2 separate regions of the Mus musculus genome follow, and region 1 is linked to region 2. Evidence: chromatin loops called from intact Hi-C (ENCODE). Cell type or tissue: heart. All regions are shown on one strand. Links, peaks and the distances in the headings refer to the core of each region. The heading gives the core; the rest is flanking DNA.

What was found. A loop is a pair of places that touch in the nucleus more often than their neighbours do. Peaks named below come from ENCODE experiments on the same cell type or tissue, not always from the same donor. Only the 100,000 strongest peaks of a DNase experiment are listed, where the experiment ranks them.
Region 1: it touches region 2 in a loop (3-fold over the local background); 3 of 42 quality-filtered maps call a loop at or near these places.

Annotation. Positions count from the first base shown.
Region 1 is chr14:97,329,037-97,334,433 of GRCm38, reverse strand. No RefSeq gene overlaps it. Among named protein-coding and RNA genes, the nearest start is that of Gm23276, 4.9 kb to the left of the region's middle. In heart, for the core only: a CTCF peak has its summit at 2,845; no DNase peak of the experiment used is centred there.
Region 2 is chr14:97,827,162-97,832,558 of GRCm38, reverse strand. Dach1 (dachshund family transcription factor 1) reads left to right here. Exons shown (of 12, transcript NM_007826.3): 9 at 1,118-1,265; 10 at 4,175-4,318; 11 at 4,749-4,817. Among named protein-coding and RNA genes, the nearest start is that of Gm25831, 140 kb to the left of the region's middle. In heart, for the core only: a CTCF peak has its summit at 2,492 (motif pointing right); no DNase peak of the experiment used is centred there.

The DNA of each region.
Region 1 (5,397 bases), core at 179-5,178, 500 kb after region 2:
TTTCTCATCTTGCTAAAGTTGTCAAATTATCTTTTACATTTTTAAAAAACTGATTACTTAATAATAGGTTATCAAACACATTTAAAGGCTCATTTGTTAAAAAGAATCAAAAAAATTTTGGGTGCCAAGACTAAGTTTTGCCCTATGGACATAACAAGAAGTTGGTTTGTCAACATGAAAATAAATCCATAAAAGATTAGCTTAACAAATTGGAAGCAATGTGATCTTTCGAAACTCAAGCTATCCACAGTAAGTGGTCAATAACAATTTATTGATGGTGATAATGTTGTGGGCCCTTTGAAGAGCTGTTAATAATACAACGCAAACCATGTGCTGTTAAAATCCCTTGAATAGTTATTTAATAATATGATTAGACTAATTTACTGCAAGATTAAAATTGTTATCTGGCTTTAATGTGGCCACTAGAATAGCCTTGGAAAAGAGTCACTGTGCAATGCTTTTCTTAGAAGACATACTTTTGAATGTTCTTATAACATAGCAATAAAATATTGCTTTAACCTATTATCAAATTTAAGATTGTGATTTTGGAGAAGTTTCACTTTCTCTTCTAGTGAACAAAGTATAACATATTGATTCTTTCTGCGGGTTAACACATTAATTTGGTCTGGAAGGCTGGCATTAAAGATATAACTTCATTGTAAAGAGAATCTCCAAGGCTTTCTCTTAGAGGACTGGGAATTCATTCAACATTTCAATGCCATCCCTCTGTAATCTGTTGATTGGTGTTCATAATTCTTCACAGAGATATTGTGAAGATTAATGAAATAGAGTTTGTAAAGTATTTTATCTCTTCAAATGCAAGTTGTGTGAGCTGAACGTTTAGAAGCCTCATTATACACAGTCAGCGCTGTGCCAGAACTCTTAAACTGTTAGTAAAATCTCTTAAGTGTTGTACTTTATCATCGCTGTCTTGATAATGGAGGGCTATGCCTATCATATCCGTTTTTGTCTCTTCAAGACTGTTTAAGCATAGGACTACTGATGCTTGACATTTATCTACGTTACAGGGATCCTCTTCCATTTGGAGTGGATGGAATTTGTACAAGATCCATCTTATAATGTTATCTAATAATGTCAGGCTCTATATATGTAAAACATAGGGTTGCAAAACAGTGATGCACTTTAAAGCGTAAGCCTATGTATAATAAACACCCCAAGGCCTTACATCACAACATAGAGGGCTTTGTTCTTACAGCAGAAGACCTTCAAAGTATAAGAAATCCTATTTATTAAGATATATAAAAGGTAATATTATGTCAACAGAATCTCTTAAATATAAGACTAATTCAAAACTGTATTTTTCTAGAAGACTCTATAATTTTTAGAAAAAAAAAAACAAAAATGAAATTCCTTTTGAACTTCTTATTATCTACTTCTGTCTTATGGGAAAAAGAAGTGATGAAGCGTGAACATGCAAATTGAACCAAGACTATCAGTTTGAGATTTTGGGGGGAGGGAATGGTGGAGTCCACTTTCACAGTCATCATAGATTTTCAGAAAGAATTATACTAAGAGGCTGATATCACTAAAATATTTTCAGTTACAAGAAGAATTACTGGTAACTTACATGATTAGATTTCTTTTATGAAGATGAATTAATCTTCAAACTTAGTTTTTATTTTCACTACTATAATTTGAATTACGTTGTATGCTTTAGACAGAATAATTAAATTTTCATATTCAGTTCATACAAATACACCACGTGGCTTCACAACGCAAGAAAGATCATAGTGTTTATAATGACTCAACTTTGCAACGTTACACTTCTCTGATGCTGATATATATGTAACATAAAAATTTTTCATTTGACACAGCAGAACAATATGGAATTAAAAATATAGTGAGGATTAGTGAGGAAAATTAAATCTGAGGGAAATAATCAGGTGAAGGAATTATATGGTTTAATTGAGCATTATAATATACAGTATCACTTGACTCTGATGTTTATTTTATCAATATAGAATGTTTTATTAATCCCAACACTGTTGCTCTAAACAGAAAATTATCATATTCACCTATATTTTATACACTTGTCATATTTTAAGTAATCATAAATAGAGACTGTGGTACTATAGTACATTAATTGACATTAGAAATTTAGCAGTGTATATAAATATTTGAGTCTATGCTTTATTGAAGGGAATCATTTTATAGACAGATATTTTAGTATAAAATTATAAAGATGTGATCTGAAAGAATATTTTAAAGACTCTTCTTATTCCAAGTTGCAAAAGACTATTATCTGCCACTTAGAAAGATTCTAAATAACCCTACAGCTCAGACTTGATTGAATTGCAAAGATCCAGTATGACTAAATATAAAGTCATATAAAATTCTAAATATAGTTATGTTTTAGACATGTCTGTTTGACCGGGTTTTCTTATTTATACAAGGTACTCTTACATTATATTACAGTGGTTTATATGTGATTACATTTGAATATTTTTGGCAATTTTTTTCACTTAAGATTTATATTCATCAAAATACTGAAACTGGTAGAGTTACTCTATACTAGGAATTTTATAACATGACATTCTGTAAGTTTCCCCATGGAGTAAGTGGGGAATAACCAAATAGTTCAGGAAAGCAAATAATAATTTTTAAAATGTTTATATTTGGAAAAGAACTCCAGGCTTTCTTTAAGCATAATCACTAATGTTCAAACAGGATTATTTATCAAAGAAAAACAAAATGGCTAGCAATAATGTGAAATTTAAAGACTTGAGAGTATCTATCAAAGTTAGAAATAGTTGAAGTATTTGCTCTCTTATAAGTGTATAGAATTCCACAAGGATTCAGAGTAAACTGTGAAGAAGGGTGAAAGCGCCACCTATTGATAAGAATATGCAAATTGTTTGTTGACAGCGCTTAGCAGAGTAAGCTGCTCTAACTAAAGTAAAAGAATTTCCAAGGCTGAAGATTTTACTTGCTCATTATAGAATTATTTTATTTTATTTATCAATAATTGGCTCATTTCACATTTTGATCAATTCTAGTTATCCTGAAACAGTGGTACCTGGTTTTTCAGTACATTCTGTTTGGAGAAAAATAATGATCCTCTTATAGGTGTATTTGAGGAATTGTGTACTGAAATAACAGAAACAAACATATCTAATCATATCTGTTTTATGAAATAATGAATTTCCTAGAATAAAATGAGCAGCCACAATCCCATATTTGTTTTACAAAAACAAGGATATAAAAGTCATATGATTAAATAGATTCTCTTAACATACATCAAGCATATACCATAATAAATGTGTCTTGAATATATCAACATATTCATTAGTTTTCTCTTTTCCTTTAGTGTCTTACATCCTGATAATGTTTTTTAACTCAATATGTGAATATTCACCACTTGGATTGGAATTAATATATCATATAGTTTTAATGAAAAGAAATTTATTATTTTAAAATAAGATTTTATGCCTTCATAGAGAAGAAAGATTAAACTTGATATAAAATAGCTTTATTCTTGTGTTAGGTCACACAAAGGAAAGGTGCTTTTTTTTAAATGAACTCAATAATATATTTATCCTTTCAATTCACTGAAAGTTTTGGGACTTAACTCCTAAACTTATCTAAAGTCAGCAACTGCTTACAACACGAAGTCAAAGGGCAGCAATTCTTAGTAACCTTCAGAAAAGTTCTTCCACAGTGGAGGGTTAGCTCACACAATCACCTAACTTTGGGAAAGAAAGCATGATTTGAAGGCAGTTAATTAAGTTAAACTGTGCTAAAATTTGTCTTTAAAATGAACTCTGCTATACGATATTTACCAAGAGAGAAAGAAATAAATGCCAGATTTCCCCAATTTTCTAAATATGATGTTTAAGGATTATTGCATCAGTATTTATTTCAGTTCAATGCAATTGTAATGTCTCCATTTTACTAGCCTTAGTTGAAATTTTACAGGTTACCTTTGTTCTTTCCTAGATCAATAAAGTAACAGCAGATAGCTATTAATATATTTCTTTGCATCTGCACAGCGAAAACTTTAAATATTAAAACGAAATATTGCAGCCCATATATCATCTACTCTTACAAGACAGGAATGACAGTATTAAGATGCACATTCAGGATAGCACTCTTTCTACTTTGAACGCTGTCAAGAACAAAGTGCTTTACAGACTTAAAATAAATCTAGGTACTAATCCATTGAATTTCTGACAACAGGAGCCCAAGGTTTCCATGCACTTAGCTGAGTACTGCCTAAGAGCTTGTGCATTATTTATGTCCACTAATGGTGTTGCAATGCGCTTTGTGTGAGGCGGTGACAGTGCAATCTGCTAAGATAGCTACTGCTGTGGACAAAGCCATACATTTTCTTGAGCTTGAATTTTTGACAGAATACTCTATTAATGCCAATTCTGCTTAAGTAAATGCTGAACAGGGGTCAGTTGTTCCTTTTTTCCCCCTTCTCTTATTATTTAAGAAAACAGTGCCATAAAATTGAAAATGATGTTCTGAGGTTTGTGGGATTCTTGCAGTACAATAGTAGCTGGTAAAGGTCATTCTACTTTTTTGTCTACTTTTATGATTCCGTGTGATGGTCCACAGACTCAATAGGAAAGCTCTTAGCACCGGGGTAGGGAGGTGCTAGTAATTCCAGTTTCAATGCCATTATACTCTTCAGTGGATCAATAGAATTAAATGAGCTGAGATATTAGGAAAATATTGAAAAAATGCAGGAGGTTGCATTGTTTGACCAAGGTTGGGATGAGTTGAAAATGAAGAACCAAATAAAGAACCATCTATAGCAGCTGTCAATAAATCATGAGAAGCACACATGGAACCGAATGGAATACAGCATAAAGCCTCAAGCCGTGAATGACTGTAATGCGTTTTGTGTCTTTTAATCAATTTATTCCAAAAATCCAATACAGTTATCTGTTATCAATCACGTAAGGTTTTTCATGCAGCCTGTGCATGTGTTCACATTGCCTTACTTAAATGTTCATGGATCTTTAACAGTGTTTTTGTCCAGGGGAAATATTCTTTAAATGGATTGAAAATAACTTAAAATTTATATATACATATATAAATACATATACATATATGTGAAGGTGTACATATATGTATATATGTGAAATTCAATGACAAAGAAGTGAGAAGATATGCTTCAGGTTTTTTTTTAATAAAAATAAGTATTGTATTCACTTTTTAACATCTCTATTTCTTTGAATGCAAAACTTGTGCGGAAGATAGATTTGTACATGATTTCACCCTATATACTGGTGTTTGTTATTTAATTAGACTCAAAGAGGTCAATACATTCTAGTCTCCTTAATAGCAAAATCAACTTAAAAGTGTTTTATTTATCTCAATAATAAGAGATGCATTTTAGATTGAAGAGCAATAATATAATGATATTTC
Region 2 (5,397 bases), core at 123-5,122:
AGGTCCTGGGGAGAAGTTGGGGAGGAAAAGGGACCTATCATCTGGCCAGAGTTCCTGTGCTCTGGGCAGGTGGATGCAGGCAGAGTTGCTAGACACTTTTCCACTCAGCCCAGGGTGAGCATGCCTGACCCACACAGCGGGGGACCCCGAGGCCATACCCTGTAGCCCTGGGGTTATTGGAGAGAGGGAATAGGGAAAGAGGTTCCCAACACTGGTGAGAGTGTTGCAGTGGATCTTGATGGAGCAGAGACACTCTGGTTTAGGAGCTTTATTGAAGAGAGAGAGGGAGAGGGAGAGGGAGAGGGAGAGGGAGAGGGAGAGGGAGAGGGAGAGGGAGAGGGAGAGGGAGAGGGAGAGAAGGCTAGAGTGAAAGAGAGAGAAAGAGGGAGAGAGGAGAGGAAAGAAGAAGACAATGAGAAAGAGGAGAGAGAAGTGAGAGAAGTGAGAGGTAAAGGAACAAAGGAGTAAGAGCAAGAGAGCAAGGTGGGGGCCTAAAAGCCCCTTTTATGGACTTTATTGTTGCTAGGTAACTGGAGAGGAGTTTAGCCTGAAGGTCAGAAGCGTGGGCCATTGCTTTTACATGACTACCTACCATGCTTCTCTTGTGCAGGTTGTGGGAGGTGGTAATTTAGGCAGGGGCCAGAGTTACAGGATCATGAGGGAACGCCTACCATGTCATGAAGGTGAATTATGACCATCAGGGTTCAGACTTCAGCTCAACTGGAGACCAGCCTGCAATTCCCTACAAGTTTTAGAGGGTGTGTCCTTGTTGGGGAATGGTTGCATGAATTTGAAGATGCTGTCAGCCTACCAGGCCACGCTGGATGGCTCCTGTAGAACTGTTGCCTGCAACTTTTCCCATTTGTATTTTATAGTATGCTTTGGTGTGACACTTATTATCTTTTTCAAAAGCTAAATAGTCTACTTCAAACCAATGAACCCACATACCATAAATACTTGTCTTTCTAAATAGTTTAATTAGACTTAGAAGGTTTTCTAGTTTGTTTTAATTGTTGTATTTATGCATTTGTGTTTGCAGGAATTGAATACATCCAAATAACTAACAAAATGGGTTTTATACCAAAATATCCTTATGCTGAATACCTTCTTTGTCCAGGGCCTCTTGAAAGTTGCCATAGACAATGCCAGAGCTCAAGAAAAGCAGGTCCAACTGGAAAAAACAGAGCTGAAGATGGATTTTTTAAGAGAAAGAGAACTAAGAGAAACACTGGAGAAGCAGCTGGCCATGGAACAAAAGAACAGAGGTACCTGGGAAAGTCCACACAATTCCAAAAGTTTAAGTGAAATATTTGACATAAAAATACTGTTCTGTGTTTGGTTGCTTACTTTAATTTTTGCTACGTTGCCTGTAACAAAGCTCAGAATAGTACTTGATTCCCAAGTCTGTTGTATTTATGAATGTTCAAAGTCCATACTATCTTCTGTTTTCTACCTCAGGATTGGGTATATCTATCCATATCATTGATCATATAGTTTTCCTTGCTTATAGGGTTTAATGAATTCATATTCCTTACGATAAGAATGGGCTCTGATAAGATGAGAACTCTGAAGAAGAATGTTGTGTTCACTCACAGTTGCTCTTTGAAAAACCTCAGGAGTTAAAGTCATAAAACTAAAATAGAAAAGACTGATTATTCAAGCAAAACAGGTTTGGTGAGATACTTATCAACTGACATGGAAGCTTGATGAATATCTGAGCAAATGACTGAAGTTAAGTGTTTGTACGATTTTCCTTCTGAATGCTTCATTTTCATTCAACAAGGTCAAGTACATAAAGTACAGATCAAAGTGAATTCTTATTGGATAAAAATAATGGCATTATTGATCTGCAAATTGTTTCTTTTACAATATTTTACTGGTCATCGATAAATAATTTTGAAGGTCATTCATATTTGTGTATTTATTTTTTACATGAATTTGACGATGACAGCCAATCTCTCCTTCGATTCAGCTACATGATTTCACAAGATCTGTAGAAAAGGTTGATTTCTCTTTCCTTAATTTTATAAGTATCCATTATAGATTCTTCAACTGTCCACCTTTCATCTTTGAGGTGGTCATTTAAAGATCATTGTTTCTGTTTTAGAATTTCCACAGTTATTGCATTAGTTGTTATAAATCAATATCTAGTAGGTTTCTGAACTCAGCTTTTTAGAGACATCATCATACATCACATAACACTCATTCAGTATATAACATGGTATAAAATAATGAGTATGCATAGATTTAAGAACTAAAATAATTCAAGCATGATAATAGATGTGTGTGAAGTGAATGAGGATGTTTGAGCAAAGAGGTGAATCTGTGGAACCATTTTTGATGAGAGAGCCATGTTTCTACCGTTTTTCTAGCCTGAAGAAGATTCATATAAGATTAAATGATAGGCCGTAGCATTTCTAAAATAACCTTTGGAGACTGGCAAGTCTAGTAAGACCAAGTTTTACCTTCAGTATTATTCCTCTAACCACTAGAGGGCAAAACATCCACAGATCACACCTTGAATCTCCTCCCATTTAATTAACTTCCAACAGTAAGCTGAAAATAATAATTATTCATACTTACCCACTATAAATGTATCTACTTATAAGTGTGTTATCCTGCAGACAACTGGTTCAATCTTATTTCAGGCAACCATATAGGAGGAAATTAAATGGTAAATGGCTCAGTGCTGCGTATTCATGTTTCATGATCATGTGCTCTTTATAAACTTGTTTCAAAACTACTAGATCTTTTCATGGATAAATACTAATATAACATTTGGAAAAAGAAACTACAAGTACAGTAAAATAAAAATATTATTTCATTCTTAAAGAAAATTAGCATTATTTTGAATCAGTGCCAATTATTTCATAGATAACAATGTAGTCAATGCCCATTAGGGGTAAAATTATTTGAGATATATGATACAAAAGCCAATGAGCTCAAGGGTTAATGGGCTGCCATCAAGGTAGACCGAATGGTGATACAAATGAGACATGGGGAATAGAAACTGAGACTAAATATTTACTAGAAGACTTTCCTACCTTTACATGCCTATTAAATATGAAATTAAGTAAATGCATTGCTCTTCAGTGGGTAGCAAGACACAGAGCCGTTTCCCTTTATAGCTCAAAGATTAAATTTGTCACAGTGATGTCAAACATCCAGAGTGCTTTTTAATTATCCAGATAGATAATTTTTAAAGAATTAACATTTGCCTCCATTTCTTCCTAAGTCCATCTACATAGGTGTAGACAGAGTAAAAACCATTTAATCTATGGATGTACATTTTGATTGTTCATATTGTTATTATTTGTTGATTAGCATTAGGCACCACTATTCTAATCATCTCATGGGAGAAAATGTATCATAACCAACTTCAGTATCATACTCTACTTTTTCATACGAAACCATGTCGTCGGTCGAACATTATAACTTCAAGGAAGATTTGATATATACTCTAACTTCAACAAAATGAAGCTATAATATGTTTCCTTGAAATATGCTATAGTATTACCCAGGAAGGAATCAATTTTAGAAAAAAATAATATTGCTGATTATGTTGATATTATAATTATGTTAAAATGACTACTTCTACATATGAATGACATAATTATGTCATTCCTCATATACATGCAATATTCTCTATTTTATAAAATCAGAAGGAATAATTATTAAAAATCTAGTTGTTGGTTTTTTTTTTCTTTTTGGTTTCTTTCAGCAGCAGTTGTAGAGGTACGGCCTCCTGAGATGAGGGACACACATACATCAGGATGCATTATTGTGTGTGCTGTATAATATGCACACAAAAATATGCACTATTGAGTGTACTCTGCAGTGAACTGATTCTAAGCAGAGACTAAGCCACAACGTTTATTTTAACAAGCTCCCTGTATCAGTGAACACAAAATTTACTGTAGTTAGTACCATCTGTTAAATTTATCTCTTCATAGGACAATTAAGCCATTCTTGTAGTTATTTAAGGGTTAAATATAGAATTGGCTTTTATGAACATATTCTTTGGGATAATTTAAGGTGAAGTTGGGACTTGGGGTTTCCTCATTGTAGCCAGACTCTGGTCTATAAGGAGAAATAAATACTATGAGGATTATTGACCATTTGTAAATCAGCATCATGACAGACCAGAAAAGTAATTTGCAGGTTTCTTTTCCAGCCATAGTTCAAAAGAGGCTAAAGAAGGAAAAGAAAGCAAAGAGAAAACTGCAGGAGGCACTAGAATTTGAGACAAAACGCCGTGAGCAAGCGGAGCAGACACTGAAACAGGCAGCTTCAGCGGACAGTCTCCGGGTCTTAAATGGTGAGAACATGCATTTTTTTTTGAATACGCAACTTTGCTTTGCATTAGAGGAAGGACAATGTTGACATGTGCTTGTGAGTGTGTATATGTCTAGGTCTCATGCGCTATTTGATAGGTGATTTGATCATTGTGTGATTTGATCTCATTATCTGGGACTTGGCATTGCTTTTCTGCTTCTCAAAATTCATTTCTACAGAAAAAGGATGCAAGATTAATCCAAGAACCCCTACTTCAGTCTATCATATGTCCAATTTTACTTTATCTATCTACACCTTCCGAAAATTCTTATAATTACCATTCTGTTAAATCTTGAAAAGAGGAGACTTACGTGGTTTTAATTCTGTATCAAGTGAACAGGTAGCTCTTGTTTTTAAAAGACAATAGGAATCAAATGAAATCTATGTCCTTTCTTAACTCTTTGTGCTTTTAGACTCCCTGACCCCTGAGATAGAAGCTGACCGCAGCGGAGGGAGAGCAGATGCTGAAAGGACAATACAAGGTAGGAATTTGCAGAGGCTATAAATCTAGATCTGGCTATATGAGTTTTTCCTCTGCTTTAGGCCGCTATTCAAGCATGTAGCCTACCATCTGGGCCACATCAAAACAAGTTCAAACAAGGTCAAGTTCATCTTGCTTGTTTATAGGACTGAATTCATTTTGTGCTGATAGATTTTCTTTAAATTAACAGGTCATTTCTGTTTATATAATGCAATTAAAAGGGAATAATTAATTTTAAACATTGTATGATTTAATATTGGACACAGTGAATGTGTTTTATTGAGTGTTCGAAGCACAATCTAATTCTGGCAGGCTGTAAAATTCCATTCAACATAAAGTCATGTGCTATACAAATAGTTTTAAAATGTAAAGGTGTCTACTCATTTGTGTGACAGCCACAGCAGGATACATATAAAATATATTCACTAAATGCTAAGAATAAGAATTATTGTTTAGGTCGTATGTGGATTTTCATATGTTCTGTATATTATAATATACATTTAATAATGAAGGTATGCTGAGCAAGATCAAATATAGGATAGTAAGGAGGTTGTGTTAAACAGCTAGAAAGCTAGATATGG